Regions from separate parts of the Homo sapiens genome. Here region 2 is linked to region 1. A link is an interaction called in ENCODE POLR2A ChIA-PET data of the cell type or tissue named here. Cell type or tissue: Caco-2. All regions are shown on one strand. Region 1 overlaps TCF4 (transcription factor 4). Region 2 overlaps TCF4 (transcription factor 4).

The links. ChIA-PET counts read pairs that join two places held together with the same protein. Peaks named below come from ENCODE experiments on the same cell type or tissue, not always from the same donor. Only the 100,000 strongest peaks of a DNase experiment are listed, where the experiment ranks them.
Region 2: POLR2A ChIA-PET joins it to region 1 with 9 read pairs; 3 of 35 experiments call an interaction of 5 or more read pairs at or near these places.

The regions. Positions count from the first base shown.
Region 1 is chr18:55,580,171-55,585,170 of GRCh38, forward strand. All of the region lies in intron 3 of TCF4 (transcription factor 4), which reads right to left. Among named protein-coding and RNA genes, the nearest start is that of TCF4, 5.5 kb to the right of the region's middle. RefSeq lists an enhancer at 2,011-2,605. In Caco-2, no CTCF peak of the experiment used is centred here; a DNase peak (open chromatin) is centred at 2,341.
Region 2 is chr18:55,382,549-55,387,548 of GRCh38, forward strand. The region is part of intron 6 of TCF4 (transcription factor 4); the gene reads right to left. Among named protein-coding and RNA genes, the nearest start is that of TCF4-AS1, 67 kb to the right of the region's middle. In Caco-2, no CTCF peak of the experiment used is centred here; no DNase peak of the experiment used is centred here.

The DNA of each region.
Region 1 (5,000 bases):
GCCTTCTGAATTTAGAAAATGTAACATTTTAAGCACATGTCTGGTAACAGACATATCAAACCTTCAAAACTGCTTATTTTAGTGATGCAGATAGAATTGAGGGTATTGTTCTTGAATATTAAGTTTCAAAGATCTAACAACGAACTGCAAAACTTTTTTATATTTAAAGACAGGAGATCCTTATTTTTTTACATATTAATACATCAGGCTTGGTTACCTCAAATTCTGAATTGATTAGCTACATAAAAACATGTTTTCATTGGCATCCATGTAGACTATCAACTTACAACAGAATGAAAGCACAACTTTTAAAATATCTACTGTATTTTCTTAGTAAAACTAATAAAGATATGAGAAAGACATATTTAGTCACATTGATATCTGTCATAAATTGGAAGGGTAGTTTATTTGGATACAAAGGCGGGAAAAATAATGGATATGGTTGACATCATTACAACATTAGACACATTTTTAAAAATGCTATCTACCCTAAAGATCACAGATAGCATTTCGTGCGAAGCCTCAATATCACACTGTTTGCCTATATAATCTTGCAAAAATGAGCTGTCTGATGTGTGTGTGTGTGTGTGTGTGTGTGTGTGTGTGTGTATAGAACTCAGGACTTTGAGCTAGACAAACCTGAGGTTAAAACCTAATTTCATTATTGGCTGCCTTAAGATCCAGTTGTTTAACATCTGTCTCTGTTTCCTCAGCTATGAATACAGGATAGTAGTAATCCTTGCATCTCATTAGGTTCTTGTTAGGATTTAAAAAATACAACAGGTATAAGGTACACAGCACACCTCTCTAACACACTGAGAAGCACTGTGACATGCTCACCCACACTATTATTTTACCCAACATCATGCAAAACAGTCACAGGGAAGACCAGGCAAAAGAGAATGATCAATAATCCAAAATTCAGCTCCAAACCTAAAAAAGTTTTCAGAAGGCACATGCATATACAGAAGCATTTACATGCACAAATATCAGCACACTAATCCTCAAGCCCCATTACGCAGTACAAAGGACAGAAAGACAGCAGTGAGACCAAGGTTATTTCCAATAAAGGATTTGCAGGGCCATAGAGAATTAGCAAATAAAAACTTGTTTTTTAAAATAACAAATAAGAAAGCACAGTTTGGAACTCCTTATCTTGGGCCTCAGTTTTCTTTGCCTGTATAATGAAGGCACTGGGCAACATTTCTAATGGGTTTCTATACCCAAAATTCTGTGATTCTAACATAATGGGTTTAACGCCACTGTACTTCTTTTAACCTGTTAAATTACTCTGCCCTTTACAAAAAGCCACAGAACCCTTATGAATTATACCATTTACGATTTTAAGGGTGTTTTCACTCACTTATACACACACACACAATATTAAGCAGCTCTCCTCAACAAATATCTTTAAGGGGAAACCAATTTTTTTTTCATGCCATCACTATGAACTCAAAACTAATTCAGGATGTGACCACGTTAATTTTCTGTATCATACAAAACTACCCACCGGACTGATTTTTTTCCGCCTCAATGAATTCACTAAATTGGCATATTATGTTGGTGTCATGTGGATATAGGTTAGCTAACTTAGGTAAATTTCAGGCAATACTTTCCTCTTCCAAAAATGACCCACAACAGAGATGTGGTGTGTTTTAACGCTGCTCTTAATTGTTCAAACACTCGTTCATTTGACAATCTTTTAACAATACCTGAACACCTCAGTAAAACTAAACAGTCACAGGGGAAAAAGCTCAACTTTTAAACTAAGGGAGAAAGATGTAGTATCTGTCATAGACCAGCAGTAAATACATGTAACAGATGTGACCAGACCTGATCTAACAAGTTCTTTAGAATGTATCATTTTAGTGGCCCAACTTTAAAACGACTTTTTAAAAAGATGTCAAAGCTAGGATGTTTATCTTTTCCTCACAAGAGTCAAAAGTAACCAAATAAACTGTCCTTCTGCTATATCAGAAAATTAAGTCCATACTCATCAATAAATTATAGACTCTTTAGATGATTTTCTTTTTTTGGTAACTTAGGTATCCTACTTTTCAATGAGAATAATTTTCCAATCATCCAGGCATGTGGATGCTTTTAGTTTGTTTTAAGATCAATGATATAACGGATATTAAATCCCTTTGTTTAAGTTACCATATAGGTTATAACTATTTCTTAAAAATAATTCCAGAGCCCACCAATTTTCCCTGTTAAGGTCATCGAAGCTCTGAACCATCATGGCTGAATTGTTTTAGTGCTTTCTGCTGAACACCTGCAAACATCAAACAAAAACTGCTAGTCCTTTCCTGGGTTGACAAAAGCCTTTCATGTGAAAAATGCTCCCTGGGAATGTCAGGCTGTAGCTCAGGTTACATTCCATTCTCCCTAGCAGCCTCACCATTTCTTAAGGTGGTAGGAAAAACCATGTTTGTGAAATGAAAGATTAAAGGGAATATGGCCACACTTTATTTTTATTCTCACATTGCAAATCACTATGGAGCATCCTATATTAATGGAATCAAAAGCTATTGGGAACTTTAAGCATGAATTATTACCATGCCTCACTTTGAAAAACCATAGCTGATTTTTCAAATAGGAACAGTCTACTTATAGTTTAGATCTTTCCTAAATCCAAGTTTCAAAGCAATCCATGAAAGGGACATCTGAGTCCACTCAAGACAATGGATATTAACTTGAGGTAAATTTAGAAAATTATTTCTCTCTCCAAAGTTTCCTAGTTGATCCTTCCAATTAAAGGGCAAAATGCAGTATTCATGATTTTTAAAATGTATTACGCTTTTTAAAAGATTTAACTCTTTTAAGTGGAAATACAACCCGTTTTCTTAACTAACAGCCCTGTGTTCAAATACTATCTTGATAGAGGAAAACTGAACACTCCAATCTGTACCCTACATATTATAATCACCATCATACTACATGAAATGAATACCCTGCATTCTCATTCAGGCTGCCAGAATAAAAGGACCATTACACTTTTTACCCTTACAAGTAAACATTTGGTCCTGAAAACACCATTTCTGGTACAACGTAACTTAAAGTTCCACACCTTCAAAATAATCACTGTGTATGCATTAGAAGCAGTGTAACATGACTTATTAAGAGTGAAGTCTCTCTCCAGGTTTGCATGCATGAACATATGTGTGTATGTGTATGTGTGTATGTGTGTATGTGTGTGTGTTATTGTCTTCAGAACTGTGTAAGTGTTGATATATCATCACTTACCAAAATGCATTAATACATATTCAACTTATTAAGCCTGTACTCTCTATAAACATTTAAACATCACAGCAAGAACTTTATTTAAATGTGAACATAGAAAATGGATCAGACATACAGTTGTCTTTTTAAATGTAACACAATCTCATATTTCTAAACACCTTACTTTATTAAATATCTAATGTAATATACTTAAGTTATTCTAAATGCATATTTTCACAACATTGCAAACTAGTTTTTTAGCATTGACTTTAAAAGTAGTCTATCTCTGTGTCTGTCTGACATAAGCTACTTTTAGATTGAAACTGAATACACATTTTTAAGTTAAGTCATAAAAAAATTACTGTCAAAAACAGTTAGTTTTGATCTTGTCTAACATGAAAAATTAATTTGCCCACAAAAGATACTTGTCCTTACCTTTACATCAAACATGCATATTAATATTTTCCATCTTAAAAGTTGCATAGAGGATACCATACAGAAATTTAAAGATATAATACTAATATAAAAACTATCCCAAATCCCTAAGTGGAAAACATAACCAGGTCCAGGATAGTAAAACACAAACATATTGTCTGTCAATGGTCCTTTTAATCAATGTGCACCAGAAAACTAAAATAAAAATACAAGAAGCATCTCACATTTTTTAAAACAAGTTATCGAGACACAAATTCCCTAAACTTAGGCAGGCAATAGAAGGAGAAGGAACTTATTTGGAAATGAGCAACTTTTAAAGCCATTAGTTTTATAAAAATATACCAATTATACAAATCACATAAGTGAACAAACTTCTTTCATTGCTATAGCACCAAATGAATATTAAAAGATGTTAAATTATATTCATAGTTGACAGACAATTCCACTGGCATCTCACAGTTAAAAGATGTCAACATTTACCAGTCTGACTTAAGAATAGTACTTGGCCTAATGTACTGTTATATACCATTGCCAGAACTCCTAAAATACTGCAGCTGTTTAACAAGCATAAATGGACTTAAGCCACGGACTTAAAGGATAGCAGGCAACAATGTATAACTTTTTCTTATTTGAAATTCATTGGATTAAAAAAAATACATTTTAAATGAATATTTTCACTCTGCACTTTTAATAAGAGATATTCGAATAGCCCTGTAATAAACCCCTCCTTAGATTCCAGATAATCACTGTGCACACAGATTCCTTTGTGAATAGTGCTAGCATCTTTTTTAAGCATCACCCAAAGATCTTTCATTTATAAAACGTAAAAGTCCTTCCAGATTTGCAACTTTAAATACAGTAAAAATTCATTGCACAAGTAAATCGTTAGGGAAAAAAAAACAGCTAAAGCATCAAAAAGGGTATTTTAAATATAAATGAATTCATATTTAGCCTCTAAGATTAGCAAGAGGCTATTTACAGCTATGGTTTACTACATAGCATTCATTTGCAGAATTAAGTGTTCATTTCTTTAAAAGGGTTAATTGTATACAGTACCTAATAAATGATATTATTTACAAGGGATTTTCCCATTTTATGAATGTTAGAGATTTTTTCCCCTTATTTTCAAATAGAAAACATTAATTTATTCCCCATGTTAACACTGGTCTTATCTTCATGTGTTTGATTACAACTGTATTAGAAAATTGCTCTTAAATTAAGTGATGGAATTTTGAGAGAGTTTCCTTGACTTAAAAAAAAAGACCTAATTTTAATCGCACAAGATAACATTTTGTGTAAGTTATACCACTGATGGGTAATGCAATAACCGTATGATTACAGGC
Region 2 (5,000 bases), 200 kb before region 1:
CAGAATGTTACCCAAAACCATCTTCCAAGGGGAATCATAAGCACGCAGGTGAGTCATGTGTTTCACCTGACCCAATCCTCTCACTATCCTGATCACCTTGTTTTAATACTAAAAAAAAGGAAGTCATTTATCATCTAATAATAAACATAAATAAGAAAAAAAGAGTTAACAGAAATTAAATGTGTACTTCTCAAATGCTTTCTGTATTTATTATTCCCTTCAAGTACAAAGAATTTCTGTCTTGTATGTGCTATTTTGGGAGTATGTTAAATATTTGTGATATGGCTAAAGGCTACCAGGGCATAGTCTCCTTCCTCATTACCTATTCTGATAGTTACAAAACCCTGAAGCTAGAAGGAATCTCATACACTATATAGGCCAAGCCTTCATTCTGCAGAGGCAGAACAGAGCTTTAAGAAACAGCTACTTAGGATTTGAGTTAGGACAAGAACTCAGTTATCTGACCTAGTCTAGGAGGTCAGAACATTCTGCTGAATTCATCTATTATAATCTGTGAGCAACAACTTGGAAAAGGAGTTGCCTGAAATTTCTCTATCTACTTGCCTGAAATTTCTCCAACCAGTTTAATGACGCTACCTTTCGCCAATACTATTCCTCAAATAAGCCCACATCTGTAAAACACTAGAGTATAAACAGTCTGAAACAAATTACTCAAGGCTTCTCAGATCTTCTTTTTCACCCAGGTTCAATGATGAAGGCTTGCTAAGTTGCAAATCATCAGAGGGGAGAACAATGCAAAGCAAAGAAAGAGTAAAAGCAATTTATCCAATACCCACACACTGTCCCTTTCTAAATCAAATGTTCAAATAAATGCAAAGATGTATTTTCCTCCTGATAAACCTAGGATACCACTAAATCACTTCCAAATATAGCAAGCACCCCCATCCTGCAAGCACAGGTGACTCGACCCACACAAAGCCAGCTTGTCTGCATATTGTACCAATCCCAGTAGATGCTCAAATAGAGCTTCATTTGAAGACACTACGACAAGGCAAATAATTAAACATTCAAATTCCCAAGCTGATATCTGTATAATAAACAATCTACCCATCACAAAGTCCACCTTGATATCTCTGGCTTACAGGAAATGTCCCAAAGAGGCAGTCCACGTTACTACGGGGTTGGCCATACATTCCATGCTACTGCATAAGAGATTCTGGAATCTTACGCTAAAAGGGCAGTGTCAGGCCTGGCGGTAAAAGAAAAAGAGTAACCCTCATCCAAACTACACACATCCAAAGCACTACTGTCATTACACAAGCCAAATCAGACATGAATGATGTGACCCAGCATTCAGGCTTCAGTGTAACCCCACCATGAAACACTGGGTCTACCTTGAAAATGAACTTCTCATCCTCTTCCAAGTGCTCAGATGAACTGAAACCCCACGAACAATCACTACCAAGAAATAGCACTTCCTACTGGCCTGACTCTTCTGACAGAGAATCTCATGTCTTCCTCTACTAAGAAAGACTCACAGTCACCTTAAAAAGTGACTTTTTGGTCATTACACCTCAGCCCAAGATGGTCAACGGGTTAATATTCTTTTCTGATCTCTTCAATTATGCTGCCTAGAAGTCTGAGGGTTGGCAGGCAGGGCAACCTTGTCAGAGCTGCAGAGAGCTCTGCAGATGTCTCTGTTGTGTTCACTCAAACTGAAAAGGAGAAAAGATGGCCCTCTGACAACAGACAGCTGTCAATTAGATGGCACGCTCACACTCAGTAGGCCAATGAGCGGCAGTGGAGGTGACAAGTGCTTGGCTAATCAGTGTGCCTATAAAAAATCACAGCCCTTCCCTGCGCCACTCACACCAGCACATGAGGTGACAGCATGTGTCGTCTTCAACTGCTCCTGTTCTCCCTACCCCCAGTGTCATCAGTACTGTGAGAAGGCTCAGGTCAATGCAATATGCCTAGAAACAAAAATCAGACCAACAAAAACTGGCATAGGGAAAGAAATCCCTGCAGCAAAATCACCCAAAAAGGGAAATACATTGATACACTAACCTATTCAGAGCTGGTTCACATTGATACTGAAAGAAGACAACCCATTAGATGCTGTTAACAAAAATACTATCAGAAAAGAAGAGCCAAAAGAAGAGCCAAAGTTATCCATCCACCTGACCTTTTTCCCATCCTCCATCTTGTCTTTTTCTCCTCTAGCCACCAGGGGGCACTTTGGGGCTAGCTCCTTGAGGACACTGGAGATTCTGAGCTTTCACAAGTACCTCAATATTGGCGGTGGGGTCAGTGGATGGGGATGGAATGAATCAGAAAGTAGAGCTAAAGGAGAAACCTAGGGATTCTGTAGAGCAGAAAGGTGAGTTCCCAAAATCTTCAGCTCAAATATACCCCTCTAATCTAATCACTAAATGCTGAATTCACTAAGAAACTACCCGAGCCCGACAGATTTTTACTCACTAATGACAAAAAACAACCTCTCTTTCCTCTTTCTCCCTCCCCCTTACCCCCTTTCTCTCTTCCTCTGCCCCCACCCCGTCTCACTTCTCTATTGGTTTCTAAAAGAGCAGCTGATTGGAAGTAGAGAAATCAGGAAGAAAAACAAGGGGTGGCAGGGGGATAACTGGTAACTATAGAGTCAAATTTGTGGCTATCCACCTGCAGCACAGAGACAAAACAGCATCAGCCTGTTTTAGATAAAGATGAATTTGAACAAAATACAAATACATTTAAACTTGACCCTGATTTAGTTGGGAACTTGCATGGCCATTCTATGCCCCAACTACTTTTATTCAACTCTTCTTCTTCACCTATGCCAAATAAGAGGCCAATCTGCCTGCCATACCCAAAAGAAAACCTCCAAATGTTTTTCATAAAATAACTTTTTTTGTTAGATGGTTTCTCTCTTGTCACCCAGGCTGGAGTGCAATGCACGATCTTGGCTCACTTCAGCCTCTGCCTCCCAGGTTCAAGTGATTCTCCTGCCTCAGCATCCCGAGTAACTAGGATTATAGGCGTGAGCCACCACACCCTGCTAATTTTGTATTTTTAGTAGAGATGGGGTTTCACTATGCTGGCCAGGCCGGTCTCGAACTCCTGGCCTCAGGTGATCTGCCCGCCTAGGCCTCCCAAAGTTCTAGGATTATAGGCATGAGCCACCGCGGCCAGGTAAAATTACTTCTAAAAGACCACTGAAGACTAAAAAGGTCAAGTGGAAAGGTAGATATCAGGGATTAGAGTCCTTCATCTTTTGCGAGTCAATGAAAGAATTCACAGCAAAGTTCTGCTCCAAGGCTTGTCCAGCCCTGCTCAAGTTCTCAGGGCCCTAGAGGCTCCCAGTTTCAAGGCAATCAGGCCATCGCTACTGGGTGCCAAAGCTGCAGAATGTCCACACGGCCACTGCCATCAGCTCATTCCTGGAAGACAAAGCTGCCTTTCTTCAAGGGAAATGTAAGGAGCCATTCAATCTCAATCTGCATTCATGACCAACAAGCTGGAGTAGTGCCAGAACAGAGCCTGAGACTGGCCACCAACTCTCCAACATCAACACCTACACCACATTAGTCAAACCAGTACAGCAGGCCCTACTCCCAGCGCCTCCCAGGTACCTCCAGAAGCATGCTGGGTCCCCACCCAGGGAGTCCCCACGGCTCCGCTGAATGACTACATTGCCAGAATGCCAGGCCAATCTGCTGAGTTCATTAGGGTTTGGGACACACCTGTTCCCTCCTTTGCCATGACTCTTTCAAAGCTATAATACCATCCACTTAGACCCATGGACAGCAAAATACGCCAATATCACACAGCCATGGACATTCAGACCATTTCGTATTCTTTACCACCATTCCAGCTAGTACTAGAATGGGTATCTTCTGACCGAAAGCTTTTTCCCTCTTGTGCACTCTTTCCTAAGCATAAAAATCCAAGGAGCACAATCATAATTTCTTGGTCAAATGCCAACTTGCAATCTACAGTTTTGTAGTTTTTCTCAAATCTCATCAAGTACTAGTTTATTGACTACAACCTTTCATTGTTAATTAAGAAAACAATGCTTACCACAAAAAATAAAATAAAATAAAATTCAAACAATACAGGAGCATATCAAGGAAAAAGAAATATGTTTCAATATATGAAAAGTAAGGAGGTCATTCCAAGCAGCCCTACTCTTCCCCATGCACAGCCTCATAGCAGAGATAAGAGCAGCTCCCGGAGTGCTGGCTACTCTGCTATCTCCTTAACCATCTGAATTTCTCTTTCACCAGTTGAAAAACCAGGAGGGCTCAACCCTCTGTCATTGAGTCTCCACTGTTCCTGAGCATTTCTGGGGAGACTGGAATATAAGGGGTGCTCCAGTTGAGTAGTAACAGCAGCCACATCACAGAGCCAAAGGAGGCACTGGTTTGCCAATGTGTCCATTTCCTCTTAAAGACTCGGATACACACAGGCACCATTTTTACACTAGAACAGAAAAAAGAGGGAGAGAATCATTTCTAGAGAGGAGGAAGTTATTATTAAGAAAAAGCCTGGGCTATAGAGTATTAGGACTGTGGAAAGGTCTGACCACCCATCCACCCTTTGAAAGTCAAAGGGTAGTTCATGGGATCCTCCCACTTATGGCTCCAAAGTTTTTAATCTCTAAGTTCATTCCACATTTTCTCCATGGAACATGATATAGGTGTGGGCTCATGCTTCTGGCAAATGGGCCTTCTGAGAATCACATCTACTGAAAATACAGCATTGCCTGCCCTAGTAGCCTGGCTCAGAGTTTGGGTCTAACCAGAACAAGGGAGGCCTTATCAGTCCTCTGGGGGCTGAAGATAGTCAAGGCTCTCTCTAGTTTCATCAGGGACGACTGACACCCTACCTTACACACTAGCTTCTTAGTTATTGCAAAGCTTTTACATATTTAGGGAGCTTTTCCATCAAAATATTCTGGAATGGCTAGAGGCTCAGACATATTAATGATATCTGCACACATGTGCTTTTTATCCAAGTTCACAGCTCCTGGTCACTGAGGG